Regions from separate parts of the Homo sapiens genome. Here regions 2 and 3 are each linked to region 1. A link is a contact called in ENCODE Hi-C or POLR2A ChIA-PET data. All regions are on one chromosome and are shown on one strand. The core of a region is the stretch at or near the end of the contact, and the rest is flanking DNA. Distances in the headings are between cores, read along the strand shown. Region 1 has its middle 220 kb from the start of MAF. Region 2 has its middle 180 kb from the start of MAF. Region 3 has its middle 160 kb from the start of MAF.

Region 1 (3,168 bases), core at 394-2,893:
CCCCTCAGACACAGTTTCAGTCCATAATGGAGCAGTTCACAAAATCCCCCAGAATGTGGGGAAAGTCAAAAGAAAAATAAGACACAGTTCTGCTTCAAGGTCCAGGTAACACGCACACTCCCTTCTCAGGCAAACAACAGGTTTGGCATGGAACCCCTCAGTGTGCACAGTACTGCCTAAACATACAACTCTTTGGACCAACTAGACACTTTATTTTCTCACTATTTAATCATGGCTGCCATATTTCAAAAATCCCAGTTTCCTATTGGCTAAATGCAATTTGGGTTTTTCCAGCAGACCTTCACTTGAGATTCTAAGTGATGTATATTCATTAGAATAGCTGCTTATTGACTGTGAATCCTCAGTTTCTTCATGTATAAGACAAAATAATACCACCTACCTCAAGGGCAGTTGTGAATATTTAGGGGTATGATGACTATAACAGTAATAATTAACAATAGTAGTAGCATGTGCTGAATGCTTCTTAGGTCCACGAATCATGCTAACCATTAGCTTATTCAATTTTTCCAATACAGTGTGAGAGAGGTATTATTATCTTTATTTTACAGAGGAAAAGTGAAAACTCAGAAGGATTAAGTAATTTTCCCACAGCTACCTGCCTGGTTAGACTATATCTTGTCTTTGCATTAACTGCTATGATATATTCTTTCCATTATCATGGTTTGTGATGCATGGATCTTTAGTAGTGTGCCTGGAACTGAATAAATACTCAATAAACCCTCTCTGACGATGATCAGTAGTACCACTGCTACAGAATTTGCTCTTCATGGCATTAGCTCTGTTATACAGATGGGAAGACTGAGGCCATAGAGCTAGTATAATAAATGGCAGAACACATCAATTCCAGTCCAAAGCCACACACCCACCGGCCATTGACCCTACAGCTGTGGTATTACTCTGAATCTTTCATTGTCTGTGGGGTGACCTCTTTGGGGGCACATTGGAAGTTGTCTGCCAAATCTGGGATGGCCAGGGGTAGCCTTCAGACTGGCAATTATTTCAGTAGGAATGTGATAGGAAGTATCTGGGAATGAAGTCTCTCCCCTAAGACCTCCCATACCTGGGATTAGAGCTGCATCCTGGCAGTCCTTTGCCCTGAAGGGCAGGCTGGCAGGGCCACCTCTGCTCTGGCCTCCCTGAACAGAATGAAGGGCACATGTGCACGCTAACCTTTGCATTCATCAGCCAGCAGCTGCAGCTAGAGATCAATGATAAGTAGAAATTGTGTACGTTCAACAGCATGTGCCTGCTTTCCCTACAAATCATGTGACTTCCTATTAACAGTATCTCTCTTCTTACCAAACCGATATTTCCTGTAAAGGGTTTAGACTAATTGTGGTTTTAACAAGGGTCACATTATGCATTTCTGTGAGAGTAAACAACCATAGGTCAGAGAGTCAGACGGTCAGTCTGGAAAACAGATCCATACTCTGAATCTTTAAGGCTGATACGAAGCCCAGATAAGTGTGTTTGTGATGTGGAAGTTACCCTGGGAAAACAGAAGGAAGAAAAAACGAACTCTAGAGAGAAGCGACTGCTTGGCTAATGACGGTGCCTAAAAGAAAGAGCGCTGTGGTTCTCTTTGGTGTTTATTTGGGGAAAGCAACCTATGAAGATTAGAGCCCTAGATTCTGATAGATGATGCTCCCCCCATTCCTGGCCCTGGGAGAGTCGGGCAGGTTTTTAATGGCTGTCACTCTGTCTGGGGGCCCATGTTCCACTTTGGTAGCTACAGTGTGAATCACGTGGTTGCTAACGGCAGTCTTCTCTTGGAGAGATTCCTTCTCGGTTACACTATTTCTCAACAGCTTGGAAGCCTGCAATCATTTTGCTTTGACAAAGACGGAGGTTGCCTTGGAGAACACATTGGCCCTGATTGGCTTGTTACTCCACAGAGTGGATATGCTGTGATTGAACTCAGAGCTCTTGAACTCAACCTGCGCCTTGAAAAACAAAATGAAGACGAGAGAAAGGTTTGAACTTCCTCGCTTAACCCACATCTGGCTCAACAGCCCCCTTTTCCTGTTAAGACGTCAAATGTGATATGACAGGGTACCATTTATCACTTAGACATCCTCCGCTGCTTCTCTTTCCTTTCCCCTGTCTCTTCCACTTACTTTAGGTCAAAGTGAGACATTTCTTACAGGGGAGCTTTCAACTTAGGTGACACTTTCCTGATTCTGAATCTTGTTCCAAAATGCCACAAGCAAAGTCGCCAGCCTAGAATATCAACATGTCAGAGGGTTTTCATTTTTTTAGACACAACTCAATCATTTTTCTTCTAGCCGATCTAAGAATTTCACCTGGTAAATGAGTGTCTAATCCTACTGGGGAAATTCAAAACAACCACCATGCAAAACTAAAATTCTCTTTCTTCTCCTCCTTTGACCGATTTAATGGAGAATGCATATGCATAGGTTTTATATCAGATCTGTCCAACAGAACTTTCTGGAAGGATGGAAAAGTTTCCTATCTGGGCTGTCCAGTATGGTAACCACTGGACATATGTGGCTATTGAGCACTTGAAATGTGGCAACTGCAACTGAGGAACTAAATTGTAAACTGTGCTAATTTTAACTAATTTAAATTTGAGATTAAATTTAGCCATACCCTATACAAATAACGTACAGTAGAGAATGGCACACCTGATCAGACCCTGAACGCAGCTATTGACGAAAAAGTGGTAATATTGTTTTTTAAAATTGGAATTATCCATTCCATTGTTTTCTCCACCTCCAAACACTAGTAACATGTCTGTAAGCTGCATTTGACCTTCTGTTGATCAGAGCATCATATCTCAGAAAAAGCAGAGGTTGAAGAAAATAAAAATGTGCATTTATTCATAAAATGGTGCATTTATGTTGAGGTTTGGAGCAAGGCAGAGAGCAAGAAAAGAACTGCTCTAGTGCACGAATTAGGTGATGGGATGTAAGCAGGTGACAGAATGGGAACACTTTGCAAAGTAGTACTAATGGGATGAAATTTGGCCTTTCGAGCCCAGGTCTGTGCTCTAGCATTCATTCATTCATTCATTCACTCATTCATCCATTCAATATTTACTAAGTCTTTACTGCATAGCATGTACACTATTTCAGTTGCTTCATCTATAAATAGGGGCAAAAGAATAGATAATAACTCAGTATATCA
Region 2 (3,256 bases), core at 569-3,068, 35 kb after region 1:
CATGGTAGCAGGCAAGGGGAGCCAGCATTTCACATGGCAAGAGAGGGACAAGAGAGAAGGGAAGATGCCAGGTTGTTTTAAAAATCAATCAGATCTCATGTGAACTAATAGAGTGAGAACTCATTATTACTGTGAGGAGGGCACAAAGCCATTCATGAGGGATCTGCCTCCAGGACCCAAACACCTGTCACCAGGCCCCACCTCCAATACTAGGGGTCACATTTCAACATGAGATTTAGAAGGGACAAATATCCAAACTATATCAGTGGGATACAGAGGTAAACAGACACGGACTAGTGCTCAAGGAGCTTGAAAGCTGGAAGGAAAACCAAAGTCTCAAAGAGATGGTTTGGGTAAGAGAGAAATCATAAGGAAAGATGCAGCTGGGAGCCAAGATCAAAATGGAGTTTTGTTAATCAGGAAAAACTGTATTAGACTCTGTAATAACAAACAACTTCCAAATATCAAAAACTTAAAGATGCACATGCACGTGATATCCATTGTAGGACCAGGGAACTCCTCCACGACACTAGTTCATGTGTTGTCTTAGCATTCTAAACTGTTCAAATCTTATGGGATTTCCATGTCATAGGGTGTCCCCAATCACTGAGGCAGGGGAACAGAGACCACAGGAAATTCTGCACCAGCTCTTGAATGCTTCCATCCAGAGTTGACATGTTTGTTTCCCTTTGCATTTCATTGAACAAAACTATTCCCATGCCCAGGCTTAACCTCAAAGGACTGTGTGCCCTGCAGGAAGCGAGAACTAGAAATCTTTGAGAGCAGCTCTAACATTGTCCTCAACCACGGATGAGCTCACCCAAACATGGAGAGCTACACGGGCAGGACTCTTGTTAGTTCATTAGCACTTAGCAAAGTGCTGGGCACAGGATACAAGTCAACAAATTTTAGAGACAGAAGGAAAGAACAAGGAAGGAAGGAAGGGAGGGAGGGAGGGAAGGAAGGGAGGAAGGACGGAAGGAGAGAAGGAAGGAGGGAGGATGAACAGGCAGGCAGGCAGGCAAGAAGGAGGAAGGAGGGAGCAAGGAAGGGAGGGAAAGAGGCAAGGAAGGAAGGAGGGAAGGAAAATTGTTGGGTGGTTCAGGACTCTAGCCATTGAAAAATCTCTCTACTATCCAGGAATAGAGCTATGTGTTGGGGCAGAAGTCCCCTTAAATTAGGAATGGCTCAGGTTGTGAGGGAGGCTGGCAGAGATGCTGCCTTGCTCAGTGTGGTCAGCATTCAAAGCCTGGATCACTTTTCCTTCTGCAGCTACAAAGCAGCTTGCATCCTATGGTTGCCTCGGGGCCACTGACAGCTCTGCTCTCTCTCTAGGCCTCCACCCCTCCCTTCTGCTTGTGCCATATTAGAAAGGGCATGGGCTTTGGAGTCAGTTAGACCTGGGTTTGATCCTGGGCCCTCCCCTTTCTATTGGGTGCCTTTGGGGCTAGTTATTAAAAATCCCGGAGCCTCAGCTTCCTTATCTGTAAAACAATGGCAACTCTCAAGTCACAAACCCCTTGACAAATCTCAGCTTCCCTCTTCTCTCCAGGGGCCATACTCTTGCATCCCTTGGTGTATTGTATTACGGTCCTTAGAATGTCCCTCCCTATGAAAATCTGAACTTCCTACCAAGCATCCCTCTTGGGTGAGACCTTCCCTACCTCCTTTTAGCAAAGTGCCGTGTGTCTGGTTGCGCCCGAGCACAGCACCTGTCTCCTACCAGCAGCACTGACAGAGGGGATGTGCCCAGCTTTGGGTGGGCTGCAGCTGCTGTGTGTGCCCCTAAGCTGCCACCCGCGGCACAGGATGGAAGTGGGGCGATTGCTCACTGCTAATAGTTAGACAACGACACCACCAGGAGATGGCTGAGCTGTGGCAGCAGAACTGCCTCTGATTCTGTTGTGGTCTGATGGAGTTCTTGGGGATTGAGGGACCTGAATTAGGTCATCCCTTTCATTCATTTAGCCATGAGTTATTGGGAAGCGTCTCTGTGACAAGCTCCATGTCAACATGTTGGGAACACAGTGATATGTTCCCAGCATGTGAAACAGGCTTTACTCTTACAAACTCTTCGAAATATAGGTGCTTCTGTTTCTCTTCACGGTGATACACTACATTTGCAAGAATAAAAAGAAGGAAGTGGTTTATGGTTAAATTGCAAAAAAAAAAAAAAGATCAGGCATTTACTGTGACTTTCATAGAATTGAATATTTTTAAAGCTGAAAGTTTTAAATATCCAGGAGGGAGTGGCCGTACCCCCACTCCAGTTTTACAGATGAAGAAATAGAAAGGAAAGACGTGACTCAGATATTGTTCCTGGGAGCGCGGTGCTCCGAATGGTCAGTTAGCATCAGTTCTGTCCAAGGCCAAGAAATGGAATTGGGATTAGAAGACCCTGCTGACCAGAGAGCATCCTATGACCTGAAGCAGCTTGCTACCCTCTCCCTGTAGAAAGTTGGGGAAGCCGCTGTGTTGTTTTTTGACTATTTCTTCATGGGTAAAGGGGAGACAATGAAGTGTTATATAGTTTTAGGAAGATGGTAGACAGCCTTTTGTTTTTTACTCATGAAGTATTACAGTGATGACTGTGACAACAATCATAATTATTCTTATTTGCACACCAGCACACCAGCTTTATATTCAAGTTAGAAACATGGAATCCAGGCAAACATGTTGTTTCCACAATGCCAGAATTCCCAAGACATGCTATGAGCCGAACTCACAGACGGAAAGGGTATTTTTTATGCCTTCTTTTAGCAAAAGTTATTCAGCCAGGGGCACACCATTCTCATTTTCATTTGAGGCTGAGGAGGTGCCTGCAGCCGACCCCTTCCAGCAGACTTGGGCGTTCATAGAACCTAATTCTTTAATGGACTCTGGGTGCATTTCTTGCTTCCATCTTGAGGTCATTAAAAAGCCTGTGGTGAACTACACCGACATAAACCTTTTATAGAAACAATCAGATATCACTTGGTAAAATAATTAGCATCAGAATAGCACAAAGTCAGTCTGTCTGCAACTTGGTGCCAAACATCAAAAGAACTCCTGGCAGTATCTATCCCCATTCTATTTTGAAGGTGGAGGGGATACTTCTCCCTCTCCCAGCCGGTTTCCAAGGGTGACCCAAAGGTTCAAGTCATGCTATTTGGATGTGCGATGTTATTATGGGCTGGCGGACTGGTGGTCCTCAAAGTGGGCTTCCTGCACAGGATCATGGGAAAGGGGACAGACAACCGAAGGAGGGAGGGCTGGG
Region 3 (3,174 bases), core at 318-2,817, 57 kb after region 1:
GTTTGAACGTGCATGAATGGTCATGTATCCCCCACACTGTTAATAACCTCGGCATCTGCCCTGCCCACTCTCAAGGCATGTGTTAAAGACTAAAATGGGAGAAAGCTCTCTCTCTCTCTGTGTGTGTGTGTGTGTGTGTGTGTGTGTGCATTTCTGTATATTTTACAGACAGGAGTAAGGAAGAGAGCATGCTGTAAGGAAACCAAATGGACACTTTGCTGTCATCTTCGCTTGTGTTGCAATCCTAGCTCTCCTTCGTGCAAATTACATGTCATCCAAGATTAAATAATCCCCCGTGTAAAACGGGAACATGAAGACGTACATTACAGGTGTAAGAGAACCCCAGGCTGCACAACCACCGTGTGGCCTGTTTGAGATTGTACAGGTGTGGGACACAGCCACACATCCTGCTTGAAATGCTTCAAGAATGTCTCAACTTCATTAAAGTCGGGCTGATGGGACTTTGCATCCCATTTTACAGTGAGGGAGACAAAGGTGGTTGAGGAGGTACCCAGAGCCAGCCACTGCACATTCCACCCATGTAGTCCCCCAAGGAGGCCTGTGTGCCCCCTCATTTTACAGCTGAGGAAAGGACACCTCCGAGAGCTCATGCCGGTCACCCAGCTTCACCGTGGAGGGGACTGGCCTCTGAAAACCCTGGCATTACTCTCTGCTAGCTTCCAGAGCACGAGCTTCTCGGCCATGACATTCACTAAGTTCACTGAGAGAAACCGTAGGCTGGCATTGGGCAGGCTCAATCCTAGCACTTCCTTTTCACTCCCTCACAACAGAAACTTCTGCCTTGGCTGGGAAGGGGGTTCCCACATGCTGAGACGTGGGCCGCATTCCCCTTTCACCTAGAGTGGGACACAGGCCAGGCGGGAGGTTTCCGCCTCTGCAGGGGCTGCTGGCCTGGGCTTCTAGGAGGCCTGTTTGTGGAGACAGGAGTCGGCCCCAGGGCACCGGGAAGCCGGGGCTACTACTGAGCATATTTCTGGGGCTGGAATGCCATCCCTTGGAGAGCCTGTCTCTTAGAGACGCCAGGTCTGAGCAGGCTTTAGAAAACAGCAGAGGCCCCGTGGCGTTGGGGGGGCAGGGGGAAGAGAGTGGGGGCAGGAGGTTCCCACATGCCAAGCTACAAGGCCCTTTGTGGGGGGTTCCCTCAGGCATTTCCAATTACAGGAGTTATTTCTGCCCCGCAGATTATGTGGTTCCTGCACTTGGCGTGAGGAATGAATCGAGTCATTATTAACTCAGCAGTGTCAGCCCTGGGACCAGAGGCACCCGTTTGGAGGTAGAGCAGTTAATACACGGGCGGATTAGGTGGCTCTTAGGCTTCGCCACAATTAGAAACTCAGGACGTTTGAAATATTAACTGGGGCATGTGGGTAAGAGACAGCGCCCGGCTTCACTGCCAAGGAGATAACAGCCTGGAGGAGGCTGCGGAGAATTATGTAAGGAACGGGGCAGTGGGAAGTGGCATTTGCTGGGTACTTATTTTGCGTCAGTGGCTCCTGCAGACATTCCTCACTTTATCTTCCCGGGAACCTCGAGGACAGGATTGTTTCCTCCATTTCACAGAGGAGGGAAGGGGGCGGAGCTCAGAGAGGGCGGATCAGTTTTCTAAGTCTGCACAGCCAGCGAGGTCGTGCAGAGTCTGCCTTCTCTTGGCACGGTCCTCCGTCCTTCCCTGAGCCCTGGATGATCCCTGCCCATGTCCCAGAGGCATTGAGATGCTAATGAAAAGAAGCGCTAGGAAGAAATAAAAGGAAAGCAATAATGATCACAGTAACTGGTATTTTTCAAGCACGTATTCCATGTGTGCGCTCTGCCACACTTCACAGACACCACTTTTCATCCCTGGGACCGTCCAGGGAGGTAGGTAGAATTAATTATTGTCCTCATCATGTGAGAGACTGAGACATCCTAAGATTAACAATTACATCGAAAGAGCCATAATCAAGCTTGACTTCAGGCCTGTCCACCTCCAAAGCCCCTTCTATCTTAAAGATATTGTCGTGTCCCCTAGCTCCAAGAGGCAGAGGCAGGGATTGAGTCTGGGATTTGCACATCCTAATCTAGGGCACTGCACTTCGCAGCACTGCCTTGCGTTCATTCATCGTTCATTTACGTACCAAGAATAAGAGTGTATTAAGCAGTTCTTTGCACTGCACCTGCACAAGTCCACCTCTTTCACCATCCCTATCGTCCTATGGGGTAGGTACTTACTTTTTTTTTTTTTTTTTTTTTTGAGACGGAGTCTTGCTCTGCCACCCAGGCTGGAGTGCAGTGGCTCAATCTTGGCTCACTGCAAGCTCTGCCTCCCGGGTTCATGCCGTTCTCCTGTCTCAGCCTCCCTAGTAGCTGGGACCACAGGCGCCCGTCACCATGCCCGGCTAATTTTTGTATTTTTAGTACAGACAGGGTTTCACCTTGTTAGCCAGGATGGTCTCAATCTCCTGACCTCATGATCCACCCACCTCGGCCTCCCAAAGTGCCGGGATTACAGGTGTGAGCCACCAGCGCCTGGCCAGCACTTAATATTTATTAATCTCTTCTTGCTCTGGATAAGAAAACAAAGGTTCCAAGGAATAGTATATTGCTGCAAAAACAGTCTGCTCTGCTCCATTGGATGGAAAGATGCAAAACCATAGACACTCACTCAGAAAGAGGTCCATGTTACATAGACCACAGTAAGAGTGAGGACAGAAGATGACAAAGCCAACAGAGGAAGTGCTGGAAGCACCAGCATGGATTCTGCATAGGAGATGCCCAGCAGTCACGGGATGGAAACGACCGAAACAGATCACAGGGGCAACCAAAGAGACCAATATATTAATCACAGAAAATAAAATTTGACATAACCCAGTGCATCAGGGACTTGGGTTGCTGCTGTTGTTGATTTGCTTTTCTTTGTTTTGTTTTGATGCGAGAGGTCTTCTGGCCACAGGCGCTTCACTGAGGTCCCTATTTACAGTCTGGAGAACAGACAGGCACAGTCAGAACCAGATTCCTTTGGCTCAGTTCTATTTTCCACTTCCCTAATTATGACATTCCTTCCCTTTGGACATGGTTCAAGTTCTCCTTTCCCTTGAGTTGCACCACTACCACCTGGATGCAGGAAGGAAGCAATAGATGGTGTGTTTCTAAGAATGATAAGGAAGAAAAGCCAGA

Evidence for each region. A loop is a pair of places that touch in the nucleus more often than their neighbours do. ChIA-PET counts read pairs that join two places held with the same protein, here RNA polymerase II (POLR2A). Pooled maps may share reads with other maps.
Region 2: a loop to region 1 is called in a map of CD4-positive, alpha-beta memory T cell, with 2.5 times the contacts of the local background. The contact joins two enhancer-like sites. A Hi-C loop is called at or near these places in 1 of 168 maps with a recorded cell type or tissue (CD4-positive, alpha-beta memory T cell) and 4 of 50 pooled maps. POLR2A ChIA-PET finds 5 or more read pairs at or near these places in 5 of 52 experiments (A549, CD4-positive, alpha-beta memory T cell, CD8-positive, alpha-beta memory T cell and 2 more).
Region 3: a map of gastrocnemius medialis shows a loop between it and region 1 (2.1-fold over the local background). The contact joins two enhancer-like sites. A Hi-C loop is called at or near these places in 3 of 168 maps with a recorded cell type or tissue (gastrocnemius medialis and psoas muscle) and 2 of 50 pooled maps. POLR2A ChIA-PET finds 5 or more read pairs at or near these places in 2 of 52 experiments (A549 and activated T-cell).

Annotation. Positions count from the first base shown.
Region 1 is chr16:79,379,913-79,383,080 of GRCh38, forward strand. It overlaps a transcript of MAF not described here. Among named protein-coding and RNA genes, the nearest start is that of MAF, 220 kb to the right of the region's middle. Within about 2 kb of position 1,644, at least 4 of the 41 ENCODE cell types and tissues checked have a DNase peak (open chromatin) inside an H3K27ac peak, as active enhancers do.
Region 2 is chr16:79,414,338-79,417,593 of GRCh38, forward strand. It overlaps a transcript of MAF not described here. Among named protein-coding and RNA genes, the nearest start is that of MAF, 180 kb to the right of the region's middle. Within about 2 kb of position 1,819, at least 3 of the 41 ENCODE cell types and tissues checked have a DNase peak (open chromatin) inside an H3K27ac peak, as active enhancers do.
Region 3 is chr16:79,437,029-79,440,202 of GRCh38, forward strand. It overlaps a transcript of MAF not described here. Among named protein-coding and RNA genes, the nearest start is that of MAF, 160 kb to the right of the region's middle. Within about 2 kb of position 1,568, at least 12 of the 41 ENCODE cell types and tissues checked have a DNase peak (open chromatin) inside an H3K27ac peak, as active enhancers do.